Linked DNA regions of Homo sapiens: region 2 is linked to region 1. A link is a loop called in an ENCODE intact Hi-C map of the cell type or tissue named here. Cell type or tissue: psoas muscle. All regions are shown on one strand. Each heading gives the region's core, and the rest is flanking DNA. Links, peaks and the distances in the headings are about the cores only.

The links. Hi-C counts contacts between places; a loop is a spot of excess contacts. Peaks named below come from ENCODE experiments on the same cell type or tissue, not always from the same donor. Only the 100,000 strongest peaks of a DNase experiment are listed, where the experiment ranks them.
Region 2: it touches region 1 in a loop (8-fold over the local background); 1 of 110 quality-filtered maps calls a loop at or near these places.

The regions. Positions count from the first base shown.
Region 1 is chr14:64,483,396-64,490,974 of GRCh38, forward strand. It overlaps ZBTB25 (zinc finger and BTB domain containing 25), which reads right to left. Exons shown (of 3, transcript NM_006977.5): 2 at 6,966-7,145; 3 at 1-4,662. The coding sequence starts at 7,138. The coding sequence ends at 3,528. Among named protein-coding and RNA genes, the nearest start is that of ZBTB25, 17 kb to the right of the region's middle. In psoas muscle, for the core only: no CTCF peak of the experiment used is centred there; no DNase peak of the experiment used is centred there.
Region 2 is chr14:65,078,243-65,085,821 of GRCh38, forward strand. All of the region lies in intron 3 of MAX (MYC associated factor X), which reads right to left. Among named protein-coding and RNA genes, the nearest start is that of MAX-AS1, 7.9 kb to the right of the region's middle. RefSeq lists an enhancer at 1-136. In psoas muscle, for the core only: no CTCF peak of the experiment used is centred there; no DNase peak of the experiment used is centred there; H3K4me3 peaks cover 457 bases; H3K27ac peaks cover 2,524 bases.

The DNA of each region.
Region 1 (7,579 bases), core at 1,685-6,684:
GCCTCTCGAGTAGCTGGGATTACAGGTGTGTGCCACCACACCCGGCTAATTTTTTGTATTTTTAGTAGAGACGCGGTTTCACTGTGTTAGCCAGGATGGTCTGGATCTTCTGACCTCGTGACCCGCCCGCCTCGGCCTCCCAAAGTGCTGGGATTACAAGCATGAGCCACCACGCCTGGCCTAGCTGGAAGAACTTTTAAAATACAAAGCAAATTTTCTCAGTGAGCAATCATGTCTTTAAAAAATAATACTCAGGGCACAGTGTTAGGCATATGACAGTTACTTTAAAAAATGCCTGCAGACCCGGGCGCGGTGGCTCATGCCTGTAATCTGAGGCAGGCAGATCATGAGGTCAGGAGCTCGAGACCATCCTGGCCAACATGGTGAAACCCTGTCTCTACTAAAAATACAAAAATTAGCTGGGCATGGTGGCACATGCTCAGGAGGCTGAGGCAGGAGAATCACTTGAATTCGAGAGGCGGAGGTTGCAGTGAGCTGAGATTGCACCACTGCACTCCAGCCTGGCGACACAGCACGACTGTCTCAAAAAAAAAAAAAAAAAAAAAAAAAAAAGCCTGCAGAATAAATGAAAACAACAATAACAAAAACTGGGGGTCAGTCCCACACCACTATTCACTGCATCTCTGGAATTCAGCTTTTGGGATTTTTTTTCTATAAAATGAAGTTGATATTTTCCCACTTCCTAAACAGAATGAATGTTTTAAGGAACAAGGAAAGAGCATTTGCTTTGAATTTCTAATATTAAAAGGAACTATAAGAATAGAAATACAGTTAACCACTATTTTCTTAACTCTCAACGAACAGATATATTTCTGCTTTAAATGAGTGTTGTCTATCACGGCCAATCAGCTGCTAGCAAACTCTTACCATTTATCCAAACTCTGCCCTGAGGCACTTGCTGTCTTATCCAACCAACCATGTACAACTCTACCTCCACCCTTTAGCTATATACAAGGATTTCCTGTGTCAAAGAATAATGAGTGGGCCTGGCACGGTGGCTCACACCTGTAATCCCAGCACTATGGGAGGCCGAGGCTGGTGCATGACCTGAGGTCAGGAGTTCCAGACCAGCCTGACCAAGATGGTGAAACCCTGTCTCTGCTAAAAACACAAAATTAGCTGGGTATGGTGGTGCATGCCTGTAATCCCAAGCTACTTGGGAGGCTAAGGCAGGAGAATCGCTTGAACCCAGGCAGCAGAGATTGCAGTGAGCCGAGATCACGCCATTGCACTCCAGCCTGGGCAACAAGGGTGAAACTCCATCTTAAAAAAAAATTAAATTAAAAAAATAATAATAATGAGTAGGCAAACAGGGAAGAATATAGAGGAGAAAAATTATCTTAATAAGAACAATAGAATTTGAATTGAAGAAGGCTAGGAAATATATCTTAACTAGCCTAAAATACAAAAAATCAATGTTAATACTTGTGTTCTTCCAATGAGATGATATTTTTGAGGGCAGTACAAATTTCAATAGTTGCTTAAGTGAATTGGTAGAAAAAAGTTTAAGATTAGACAAAGTTCTGACCCCAAAGAACATACATTTGTTTTAATTACTCCCAATACAATTGATCTTATCAAGTTAGATGTGCTCTCAACACACATCAGTCTTAACCATAGGAGCCTTTACTCACTTGTTTAAGGCAGAAACTCAACTGCCTTACACAATATCCAGTAGCTTTCTTCATTCAATCCTCAAGAAAAACTTACCACTTTGTAATTTACCTAAACTGTTTACCTAGAGAAAACCTTTGTGTCCTTAGAATTAGCTGGATTACTCTTTGAGCTCCCTCCTGATTGGACGCTGATGCTGTTGAATGTGTCAGGAAACGTCCTCAGAAGTGGAGGGAGCTCAAGAGTTTTGTAAGTGGTTAAATTCTAAGGCTCACAAACCAAATTTTTTAGATGTATTCAAATGCCCGTGAAGCTTAGAATTTAACAAGAGGGCAAAAAAAGATGAGTCTGTTTTATTATCCTTGACTATGCGGGGTTTGAAATTTAAACATTTCAGAAACAATTTAGATCTATCCTTTGTGGTGAAGCTTAACCAGCTATTTCCCAGGTATATAGAGCCGGGGAATCTGTTATTTCTTTCATCAACTTTAATTTTCCTGGGGTTTTAGCTTTGTAAGTGTCACCATTATAAAAGAGAGTTAAGTTGATTTATAGAGGAAAAGCTAACATCATGGATCTTAAATGTAGTTATAGAACACTGAATGTATCCACTTTGCTGGTTTTATGGATCAGGAAAAAAGTGAAAACTGTGCCACTGAAAAATTACTTTTTCAGTGATTTTTAGAAAATTAAAATCAACCCAGGAAGCCCCAAAAATCCTGACGCTGAGGGTAGAAACATGATTTATATTTTATCATCATTCTCTTTCAACTCATGTAAACCTCTGGTCATAAAATCTCAAATTACTTTTTAAGGTGTCTAAGAAAACACTCTAGACCAAGTTAACAACCCTGGGGTTTTTAGTCAATGCAGTTCTAGCTCAGTCTCTGTCTCTGCATGCTTATTTATCTATGTGTGTATATCTTACTGTTTCTTAAATATTTTTTAATGTCTCTCTGACTCTTCTCCCTTTAACTGTTTTTTTTATTAAAAATGAGATATACCACATCTGTAATCCCAGCACTTTGGGAGGCCAAGGCGGGCAGATGACGAGGTCAGGAGATCGAGACCATCCTGGCTAACACGGTGAAACCCCGTCTCTACTAAAAAAATACAAAAAAATTAGCTGGGCGTGGTGGCGGGCGCCTGTAGTCCCAGCTGCTCAGGAGGCTGAGGCAGGAGAATGGCGTGAACCCGGGAGGCGGAGCTTGCAGTCAGCCGAGATCGCGCCACTGCGCCCCAGCCTGGGCGACACAGAGAGACTCTGTCTCAAAAAAAAAAAGAGGTATACTCAATGTTAAAAAGTAAAGAGAAGCCATGTAGGTAAGATGTTGTGGAGCTAGTAGTTAAAAAATAAAACTACTCATGATTTGGTATATCTTAAAATAAATTTTTATACATTATAACATATGTATAACATACAGTTATGCATTAAAGTAACTATTAATTTCCTATATGGAAGAAAATATTTAAAAATAATCCTGGTAGGAGTGAATTCATGTGAAATGTAGGCAGAAGTGATAGTTTAGAATATGCTTTAAAACAGATTTCATTTACTTTATATTCAATTTGATTTTACTGATTCTATAACTGGAAAAACTTAGAATTCTATAAATAACTATTTAAGGTTTCCATATTTCTACATTGATTTCTGATTTCTAAATTGTTATTTCGTTTGTGAAAAGTTCACAGTAGTAATTGAATGTTACATTTTAATAGCCACATATTAATATGTCTTATGAGAAGATCTAATATATACAACCTTAAAACCATGGATAAGCTGTGAAGAAAAAAAGTCAATGAAACTTGAGGAGGAAAATAATTTATGAATTAAAAATGCCACGCAAATTTTCTTTTTCAGAATTGGTATAAAAATTCTGAAAGAGAAGCTGCTACTCAACTAGGATAGTATCCACATTTTCTTGTGTGAGCTCTGACTCTAAGGCACAAGGCAAGTCTAAGTGTTCTTGTGACAAGCGAGAACTTTTCAGGGAGACATCAGACCAGCTGTCACAGTATGGCTGAAATCTCTGGGCCAATGCATTACCAAACCTTTGGCATCGGTTATATCTGTAAGATTTACCTTTGTGTGTATACATGTGTTCCAACAATTGGCTCTTTCGAGGGAATTTATGACCACAGATGGTACAGCTCATTTTTCTTTTCCTTGAAAAAGAAAAATTACAGTTTAATTCTACTGGCTCTGTGTCTTTGGAGATCAAAGATACTTGACTGATCTGCAAAGGCTCTGTGGTACCCCGGTTGGTGTGGTCTGGCTGCTGTTCATTCTCCTTAACAATGAAGGAGCTGAGCCTGCGGCATTCAAGGGCCTCGCTGTTTTCATTAAGGGGATGCACTTCACCAAGGTCATTACTTTCCAGAATGGAAGCAGGGACACCGAATGGCAGGGATCCAGACACATGTGTATGGAGATGTTGCCTTAGGTTACTACGGGAATCAAAACGTTCCCCACAGTAATGGCATAAGTGTATTTTGACACTGTTTTCAGTAAAAGTGGGGCCTGTCACCTCTGATGAGGGTGAGGGGTGGCTCTGGGAGATCACAGATTCTGGGTCACATCTCTCCTGCTTGATGGAAACTGGGGGCTTCTGGTGCTCCTCCAGGGCCTGGGTGGCAGGACAGGCCCTCTGCTGGTCTGCAGTGCCATCATCCAGACCAATAGCAAGAGACAACTGCAACTGGGGGTGGTCACCCTGGACAGCAGCTCTGTTTCCACTGTTACTGGAAGGAGCTTCTTTGACCTCCAGTCCTTGTTTGACAACTGTTTTTTGGGTTGTTGAGATCTGAATGCCATATAAATTTGAGGACTGCACAGTCTCTGGTGAGAACACTTGATTCATTTCAGTTGCAATGTGAGAAAGGTAGTCGGCGTGAAGAAATCGAATCCCTTCCTCCAAACGACTATGATCCACAATCTGTTTTGGCCCTTTCCCCGTGTACATAATGTGCAACAAATAGCTGAATATGTCAGGTTGGATGTCAGTTGGTTGTATTTTTATGCATTCACTGTTAAAAACAAAAACAGACCCACAAGAAATGAAACACAACCTAGCTGGCCTTTCAGTTAACAGTATAGTCTGAGACTAAAGCAATTTCTTCCTAAGAAGTTCGAACCTAGCAATCTGCCTTAATAAAACATGGCAACAAAGGCTTAAACTTTCATTTTATACCAACTTTATGGCCTAGCAAAAAGTCTTCATGTATTCAATCTACTGCCTAAAGTTAGGAAACACAGACATACATTCTGAATAGTTCAACATTAATCAAGTGACTCCTAAGTGATATGCACTATACTAGATGCCAGCGGTAGAAAACTGATGAATAAAATAGGTACCTGCTCTTAAGGAATTTAACAGTCTATCAAGTAAACGATCAAAAGAACTAAAAACAGGGACTCAAACAGATACCTGTATGCCAATGTTCACTGCAACATTACTTACAGTAGCCAAAAGGTAGAAAGAAGCTGAGTGTTCACCAAAAGATGAGTGGATAAACACAAGATGGCTTACACACACAATGGAATATTATTCAACCATAAAAAGAAGGAAGTTCTGATACATGCTACAACATGGAGAACCCAGAAAATATCATGCTAAGTAAAATAAGCCAGACACAAAAGGACAAGTATTATATAAAATATCTAGAATAGGCAAATTCATAGAGATAGAAAGTAAATTAGCGGTTTCTGGGGGTTGAGAGGGTGAGATGGGGAGTTATTGCTTAATGGGTACAAAGTTTCTGTTTGGGGTGATAAAAAAGTTTTGGAAATAGACAGTGGTAATGGTTGTACAACATTGCGAATGTGATTATCACCACTGCATTGTATAATTAAAAATGGTTAAAATGGCAAATTTTATATGTTTATAGCCACAATAAAGATATCTTAAAACTTCTGAAAGAACCTATTGAAATCAGCAGGGTGCGGTGGCTCACGCCTGTAATTCCAGCACTTTGGGAGGCCGAGGCAGGTGGATCATCTGAGGTCAGGAGTTCAAGAGGAGCCTAACCAACATGGTGAAACCCTGTCTCTACTAAAATTACAAAAAATTAGCCGGGTGTGGTGGCGCACACCTGTGGTCCTAGCTACTAGGGAGACTGAAGCAAGAGAATTGCTTGAACCTGGGAGGCGGAGGTTGCAGTGAGCTGAGATCATGCCACTGCACTTCAGCCTGGGCACCACTGCACTCCAGCCTGGGTGACAGAGCTAGACTCCGTCTCAAAAAAAATAAAAATAAAAAATAAAAAAAACAAAAGTGTTATATGAAACAAAAATTAACAGCTTAGTGACTAAAAGCATAGACATAGCTTCAGACAAATCTGCATCTAACTTATTAGCTGTATAATCCTGCATGGGCATGTTACTTAACTCAGTCTCAGTTTTCTTTTTCCTGAAATAGGGACAGCAGTAGAATTTACATTATAGGGCAAATACTTAGTGCTTGGGTATGGGATAAGCCTTCAATAAATTTTAGCTATTCTTTCCTTTTTCTTTTTTTTTTTTTGAGACAGAGTCTCGCTCTGTCACCCAGGCTGGAATGCAGTGGCGCGATCTCGGCTCACTGCAACCTTCACCTCATAGGTACACGCAATTCTCCTCCCTCAGCCTCCCGAGTAGCTGGGACTACAGGCGCCCACCACCATGCCTGGCTAATTTTTGTATTTTTAGTAGAGACGGGGTTTCACCATATTGGCCAGGCTGGTCTCGAACTCCTGACCTTGTGATCCGCCCACCTTGGCCTCCCAAAGTGCTGGGATTACAGGCGTGAGCCATGGCGCCCAGCCAATTTTAGCTATTCTTATTTTCATTCTTATTTTCCATTATGGATCCTACACACTGAGTTTAATTACTAATGTATAAAAAATTATTATAATTTGGCCAGGCATGGTGGCTCATGCCTGTAATCCCAGCACTTTGGGAGGCTGAGGCAGGCGGATCACCTGAGGTCAGGAGTTTGAGATCAGCCTGGCCAACATGGTGAAACCCTGCCTCTACTAAAAATACAAAAATTAACCGGGCGTGGTGGCAGGCGCCTGTAATCCCAGGTACTCGGGAGGCTGAGGCAGGAGAATCGCTTGTACCTGGGAGGCAGAGGTTGCAGTGAGCCGACACTGAACCATTGCACTCCAGCCTGGGTGACAGAGCAAGACTCTGTCGCCAAAAAAAAAAAAAAAAAAAAAAAAAAAAAAAAAAAATTATAATTTTACTTCTTAGTGTGACTCCGTAACAAAGAATTTCCAAAATGATACTATAATAAAGCTTATATAAATCACAATATTAAAAATTCTTATTTACAAAAACACATCCTTACCTTGTTTGGTGAATAAATATCATCTTGAAATAGTTAGAAAAAGCAGCAAGCACTGCTCTGTGGGCTTTGAAGTAAACATCTCCAATTGCAACTGTGCAATCACACAGAAAACCAAATTCTCGCTGCATGTTCAGCTGCTGGAGAAGAACAAGGCTATGGCTGGCAGTGTCCATTGTGGTTCTGAAAAAAAGGACAAGATAAATGTAGATAGGTGTGTATGTATATACGCATTATTTTTTATTAATACAAAATTGTCTACAGTTCACACAAACCTACAGAGTAACAAGGAGATCTAAATTTAAATGAAATTATTCAAGTTTTCAATCCTATTACTTTCACTGCAAACACGGCTAACACTAAATTCCTCCATTATGACAACTGATATAAACTCTGCTGAACCATAAAATATGACCCTTTTTCATCTGGTAAGAAGATAGCTTGGTATGAGTGACACATGAAGACAGACCTGTCCTTTTCCATCTATGTGAACACAATGTTTCTAATCTTGTTTCCTCATTAGAAAAATGAAAATGAGATACTGATTCCTGCCTCAGAGTTAAATAACTTATGTGAAAATCATGTTGTAATGGAAACTGCTATTCGATGTTAGCTAT
Region 2 (7,579 bases), core at 1,640-6,639, 590 kb after region 1:
CCAAGCTGGAGTGCAACAGCGTGATCTTGGCTGACAGCAACCTCCGCCTCCTGGGTTCAAGTGATTCTCCTGCCTCAGCCTCCTGAGTAGCTAGGATTATAGGTGTGCGCCACCACGCCCATCTAATTTTTTTGTATTTTTAGTAGAAATGCGGTTTCACCATGTTAGCCAGGCTGGTCTCAAACTCCTGGCCTCAGGTGATCTGCCCACCTTGGCCTCCCAAAATGCTGGGATTATAGGTCACAGGTGTGAGCCACTGCGCCCAGCCTGTTGTTGTTGTTGTTGTTGTTGTTTTTTTTTTTTTGGAGACGTAGTCTCGCTCTGTTGCCCAGGCTGGAGTAGAGTGGTGTGATCTCAGCTCACTGCAACCTCCACCTCCCAGGTTCAAGTGATTCTTCTGCCTCAGCCTCCAGAGTAGCTGGGATTACAAGTACATGCCACGTTGCCTGGCTAATTTTTACATTTTTAATAAAGATGGGGTTTCACCATGTTGGCCAGACTGGTCTCAAACTCCTCACCTCAGGTGATCCACCTACCTCGGCCTCCCAAACTGCTGGGATTACAGGCGTGAGCCACTGCATCCGTGAAGGCCTTCTTTGTGACATACAAGGTGCCAAGTGCTTTACAGAGCTTAACTCACAAGATTAGTCTCAGAGGTAGCTCTACTAAGAACCCAAGGATCAGAGAAGTACACCGCTTTATTCAAAATCACCAGCTGCACAGTAGCATGGCCTGGCTTTAAACTCAGAGCCATCCGACTCCTGAACTGTACTCCTCCCATCTCCTCTGGTTCTTTAGGTTGCTTTAAAGTCTTTAGCTTGGCTATGTCTGGAAACATTAAAATACTACTTAAATGAAAGCTTTAGGTCACTAATTCTGCTAGGGCCTGGCTTGAGACAGGAATGGGTACAATGTGTTTCATCAAGACCCAAGATTCCAGCCAAACTCTGAAACCACTGTTAACTATTCCGAACTGAACAATGCTGCTGTGTCACTACTTCAGCCTTCCTGGCTAAAGAGACTTTCATAAAAAGCTGTCGGTGCTTGATGTCAACACAGGAAGAGCATGAGATTGGGCCATTTCAGGAAACAACCACACCTCTACAATGGCTGTGGGTTGCCTGGGTACTGCCTTGCTAGAGTAAGTTCGTAAGTCAATAACATGGATGTCATGTTACTGTGCCCCTAGACATCAAACTTGTCTGGGAGATTCTCTCCAGGCTACAAACATAGTCAGAGTTACTTATGGCCAGGCAGCCAGCCAAACTGGTAGAATAGTACAAAGCCAAGCGAAGCTCAAGGCGGGGTAGCCTAGTAGCTTAAGTATGGCCTTCCAGCCAGAGACTCCTGAGCAGCCGGAAAGCTTCTTACTCAGGGTAGGGAGTGCTTGACAATTCTGTATTACAAGCCCAATGGGTCCTAAACAACCAGAACACAACAGCGGGAGAAAGACAAAGAAAACATGTACACCGTGGCTAGCAAAACCAGATCTACTCATATTAAATCCTAACAATCTCAATTTATAGGCCTCAGTTTGGGCTGAGTTTCAGAAAGGTTTGTAAGGCCCGTGCTTATTCATAAGTCCTCACAAGTACTAGAATTTCCAGGCTTTCCTCTTTAGCACCCTTAAGGTAATTTCCTCAAGGAAATTGTTCATAATCAACCATTTTTATCAGGTGCAAATTACGTACAAGATACTAGGCAGATACTGTGGGGAAACAAAATGTATTAGTCATGGCTTCTTTGCCCCAAAGCTTACTTACTATCTAGTTGAGGAGATAAATATGTCTATACATGGAAATATCACAGGGCAGTGCTGACAAGCGTAACCTGACTAGCAGAGACTAGAGACACCACGGGAAAGATGGCTTCTGGCTGGGGTGATTACCTACTGTGTGCTACGCATTGGCCTTGGTGCTGCATGTGTGCATGCAACACGCTCCTATCTGAAATGGTGAGCCCTGTGTTAGACCAAGGTGGCGTTTGGAATAGCACAGTCAAGATGGGATGGGGAAAAAGTGAGATGCGTTTCTTTAGTTGAGTCAGTCAGCTTATGCAGAAGGAATGAGAGTTCCTAGCCTAGCAATGGATACTTCAGACACTGTTTCCCATTTCTACAAAGGGACCTTATTAGGGTTTATTAGGTGACAAAATGGGGTGGAAAAAAGGAGCACATAATTAGAAGGGACTAATTAAAATACCTTCCTCTCTGGATACTGGAGATGGAATGAAAAATGATTAGTATTGATAAGAGGTGGTAGAGTGGCAAGGAAGAATTTGGGAATTAGAGGACAGAGGAGTGCTCTGCATGCTTGTCATTAATGGGTTCTGTAGCTGCAGACACATTTCTCACCTTGCCTATTCCTCATCTGACTAGAAATTCTCTAAGACCCCATCTAGCCCTCCAAAGTCTACCCTTTCCATCACTGATGTAATTTACATCCCTCTATTTAAATTTGCCTATGTAAAAGCTATTTTTTCAACTAATAGTTCCCAGAAGGCAACATTAGCTCTTAACTACCCATGTGCATCCGGGACAAGGGAAAAAATGCACAATCTCTGAAACCAGAGAGCACTTGCAAATGTTCAGTGATAACTTTTAATGAATGACCAGACTGAGTAACAGCCTTTTTGCTACCAGTTTCTCCTTCAAATATTTATACATGAAACCAGGGAATTAGGATCAAGAAGTGAAAAGTGAGCAGTAAGCACAGCAAAACAAGCCAGAAGAGAGAAAAAGATCTGTGAGGGATGGCAGTTTCCATTTCAGGGTAATTTTTGGATGAAGATAAAATTCATAGATGTTCAGAACATAGTGTCTTGGGAACAACAGGAGTCCAAAGAAGGCTGGATTGGTTTAAACTCAGAACGAGGCCTTCAGAATGCTAAGCACAGCCCTTCCTCCATCCTCTGCTGAAAGCAGAAGTGCCCCTGGTCACTTAGGGTGCCCTGATCCCTCAGCAAGTCCAAAAGAATGGTTCAGAGTTAACTTTATTTTACTCTTCCCAGGGTACCCAACAAGAATTAAGGCCCAACAAGAAAAAAATTTAAAGCACAAAATACAGAAATACCCCAAATTTGCATGTGCATGTAGTCCAGGAAAGAAAAAGCAAAAGGCTGAAGCTAAAAATGCTAGACTCACCTGCAATCCTCCCCTCCCATCTTTCCACTCCATACAAGATCATGTGGCCAAACACAGGATGAAGGTGGGGGCAGGGCCTTCCTTGTCTTTATGAGTTTATAATATGTGACCAGCAAACACGAAACCAGCAAGAAACCCTGGGATTTATGGCATGGACTATGGAATAACCCTGGACTTTCAGTTTCTGTTTTCTGAAAATTGCTCTAAGTCAGCTGAGTCAACTGCCTATCTTCATGTGAGTGTGACTGATCAGATAGAACTTGGTAAGTCAACATGTCCACAGAGCAAGTGCTGCCTTGGGTACTCAGTAAAAGCCTGAAAATTTTTTTCCTGATAGTTTTTATAATTAGCAGAATCATAATTTTGAGTCTGTCTTTGTGAACAGAAATGGCTCTTTAAATGGCTTGGATGGAGCCCTGAGACAGGGTGGATGGTGGCTGAAGGGACTGAAGAGGTAGCCAGGCCTCCCATGTAGCCATGTAAGCAAACGCAAAGGGCTCAGCAGGCCTCTCTCTCACCTCTGGGAGCCACACAAAGGGATACTGGGCAGCCTTGCGAGATCTTGCTCCAAAGCCATGGCTGCACATAGCAACACAAGTGACAATGATGATGGGGGTGGTAACAATGGCAGCACTAACACTTACTGAGTACTTACTAAGTGTCAGGCATCCTCACACAACCTTCTGATGTTTTCCCTATTTTATAAATGAGGAAACCGAGACACAGAGCTGTAATTTACCCAATGTTATGTAAACTAATAGGAAGTTGAGTCAGGATTTGAATCCAAGCCTCCAGGACACTCATACTTTGGGAACACAGGGGAAGCTATGGAACTAATTTAAAAAGATCAATAGAATTGCAGGGACACTGTTGTCATGGAGGGGAAAGTTGGAGGAGGAAAAGGACTACGAAAGTCACCTGATTTGCCTACAAGGACGTCAAATGGAAGACCCTAGTGAAGGTGGTTTTCTTGGAGGAGTGACAGCCGAAGCCCAATGGTAAATTGTCTCTGCACCGGTAACAGGCATAAGAATTGAGTTGCAAGTGAGGCAATGATGAAGACTAGTCTTCAGAATTTGGTTGAAAAGTAAGAAGTAGGCCAGGTGCAGTGGCTCATGCCTGTAATCCCAGCACCCTGGGAGGCTGAGGTGGGAGGATCACTAGGGCTCAGGTGTTGGGGACCAGCCTAGAAAACACAGCAAGACACTTGGGCTCTATAAAAAAATCAAAAGATTAGCTGGGCATGGTGGTACACGAATGTGGTCCCAGCTACTTGGGAGGCAAAGGTGGGAGGATCTCTTGAGCCCATGGGGCTGAAGCTGCAGTGAGACAGGCTTGTGCCAACACACTCCAGCCTGAAAAAAAAGAGTGAGACCCTGTATAAAAAAAAAAAAGTGAAAAATGGTAGTTTGTAATAGCAGGATAGCAGCATTGAAGGAAGGTTATTTTTCTTTCTATTTTAAAGACAGGTGAGAACTAAACAGGCTTCTAGCAGAAACACATTGAAAGGAAAAGCCTCAAGATGCAAGCGAGCTTGAGAGAACTGACCTAACCATCTGGTCTGGAGGGCAGAAGTGGAAGGTTAGGTGGGGGATGTCAGCTTCCCACAGTACACTGCTGGCTTCATTACCTCTTGGCAGCCCAGAAGGATAAAAGCAAAATGAATAATGTAGAAGGGACCCAGGGTGTGGCAGAGGGTCTGCCAGGTTCCTGTCCCTCCTACTGTTTATGCTGCAGCTACGTGTCCATTTGCATTCCCTCCCAAGGCAGTAAGCAGACAGAGGGAAGGCCAACCCTCTCAAGCAGAGGCACCCACTGTCAGACCTCTGCTTTTGAACAGCATCCACCCACCCCACACATCACAGCAAGAACTGACTACATATGTCACAAAAGGCCTCAGACCCAAAAGACTTGGATTCTAAATAGAACCGTTTAAGGCCCCAAATGACTCCTGAAGTTGTTAGCACTGATGCTTCAGACGAAGTCCAAGGTTATTAAATCTCATTTAAAGCAATGGTTCTCAAAAATTTTCAATGTAAGGCAAGAGTTCCAAATATTTCTGGAGTTATAAATTTTATCACAGTAACTTGGATTTCTGTAAAACTTCAAGTTGTTTTAGAAAGTGGGTGGGGAGAGGTGAGGAAAAGAATAGTAGTGCTAGATTGTTAACATTAGGAACACCACTGCCCTTCCCTAGGGTCCCAATGCTGACGTGAGAAACAATAATCTTAACTCTACTGAACACTTTTCCTCTTCAGTGCCCAAAACAGATGCCAGTGGGCTGATGTTACAGCTGTCTTGTTCCCCTAAGAACCAAAATGCCATATCTGGAGGGATGAAAAAAGAGGTACTGCTGGACTCAACAACTGACATCTGTTTTATTTTGTACTAGTTATTTTAGAGAAAATGAAACCATTTATTTTCTGAAACCTGTGTAAGCTTTTACACATATGAAGGTAAAGGGAGGGCCCAGGGCTAAACTGGTGTACATTTCCATGTGAATAAGCCATCTTTTGAAAACCAAAACGAAAGAATATGCACAATAAATTTGGATCCACATTAAACTAGTTCATTCAAAAATGGAACCCCATCAATGCCAGCAAAGGAGGCTGGAAGGTTGTAAGGCCAGAGTCAGCACAGACCCATGGCTCCTTGAAGGCTTCCTGCTGCCAGGGCCTCCCCAGCCACAGGACCATTTTGCTGATTACCAGGGTAAGGCAGAGCTATCAGCCCTCAAGCAGCTTAATTAAAGCCAGGAGTAAGACATTTGTGTAAGGGGTCAAAACAATCATTTTTTAAATCTTGCATTCTTTTTTCTTGTGCACTTGGTAGCTTGAAATGAAGGTGTGGCATTTCTGCATCAAACTTTGACGATGAAGGACAGGAGTACACAATTTCCAAAAGAGGAAATAGAGCTAGTAAATAAACATGTGGAAAAGCAATTAATTTCACAAGTAATAAATAGAATACAAAATTACTAACTTTTGTTTACTGAATTAGTTACCCTCTTCCAAAAAAAAAAATTCCAGTGATAATGAAACTGGTACTCTCAAAACACTACCAAAAGACTACTCTTTAGAATTTGCTTGAAAAAAAGAAAGAAATGGAAGAAAGAGGATATAAAAACAATCCTCTTGGAAAGCATTTTGGCAACACACGGAAAAAGGTCAGATGCTCGCACCCCTCAACCCAGAAATCCAACTTCTTGGAGTCTATGGAAATGGCTACATATACAGAGATGTCCATATTATAATTATAAATTTTAAATTTTAAAAATTGAATGCAACCCCAATTGCCCAAAAGAAACATGCCTAATGACTAAACATGAGCACACTGTATGACCTAGCGAAAAAATATATTATGTAAAAGCAGCAAGCTATAAATAGTACTTTCCCTGTGGGGAGCATGTAGATGAAGAGACCAGGAAGGAATACACAAATTGATAACACTATATTTCCTTGCTTGTTAGACTCCATCAATAAATCCATGGATTGAACAATAGCAGCTTTTGGGGAGAAAAAAAGGAGGCAGGTTTCTTTTCACATCCACTTTAAGATGATGTCTAATTTTAGTCACATTAAATGGGGCAGGGGGGGTACGGAGAGTCTATTTTTGGATTATACTATCTGATCTGATAGTCACTAGCCACATGTGGCTAATAAACACTTGAAATGTGAGTACTCTGAATTGAGATGTGCTGTTAAGTTGAATTTAAAGACTTGGTGAATAAATAATTTTAAATATATTGATTACATGTTGAGATCATACTTACTTTTGAATATTAGGCTAAATAAATTATATTATTCAAATTTTCACCTGTTTAACTTTTTAATTGGTTCTACTCGAAAATTTAATTGTATTTAAGTTATATTTAAAATGCAATTGTGACTCATGCTAAATTTCTGTTGGGCAGCATTTGTCATAGCCAAAGGGAAGGCTGTAGTTGTGTTAGAGGAAGGAGGGATTCATGTTTTTTCTTCTTCCCATTTTTCTAAAGTTTTTGCAATTTTGTTGGAGAAAACAAAAATGCTAAAGGCAAGGCCTAGTAATCAATCTCTATCCTTCCGAATCTCAAGATGCGAAAAATGTTAGGTGAAGAGCTCTCTAGTACTCTTGGGGGAGTGAGACCTCTCTCATTCTGTATGACAGTCTCCCAGAAGGAATAATTAGATTTCTGCCCTACAGGAGCATACCATTTAATTAGGTGATAAGTTAATCACAGAAATTAGGGAGACTGAGGAGAGGTCCCACAAAAGGCCACAGAGGTTCAAGGGAGAGTTCTAAGGGAGGGGCAGTATTTGATATTGGCCTCTAAGGCAAGGAGCTGGAGACTGAGGGAAGGGGGGAACTCAGGAAATAGAGGACAGGCTGCAGGTAGGCCTTGTGAGCAGGGCTCATCAATATGGAACCCCCAAGTCACCTGGGCAGTGTGGCTGG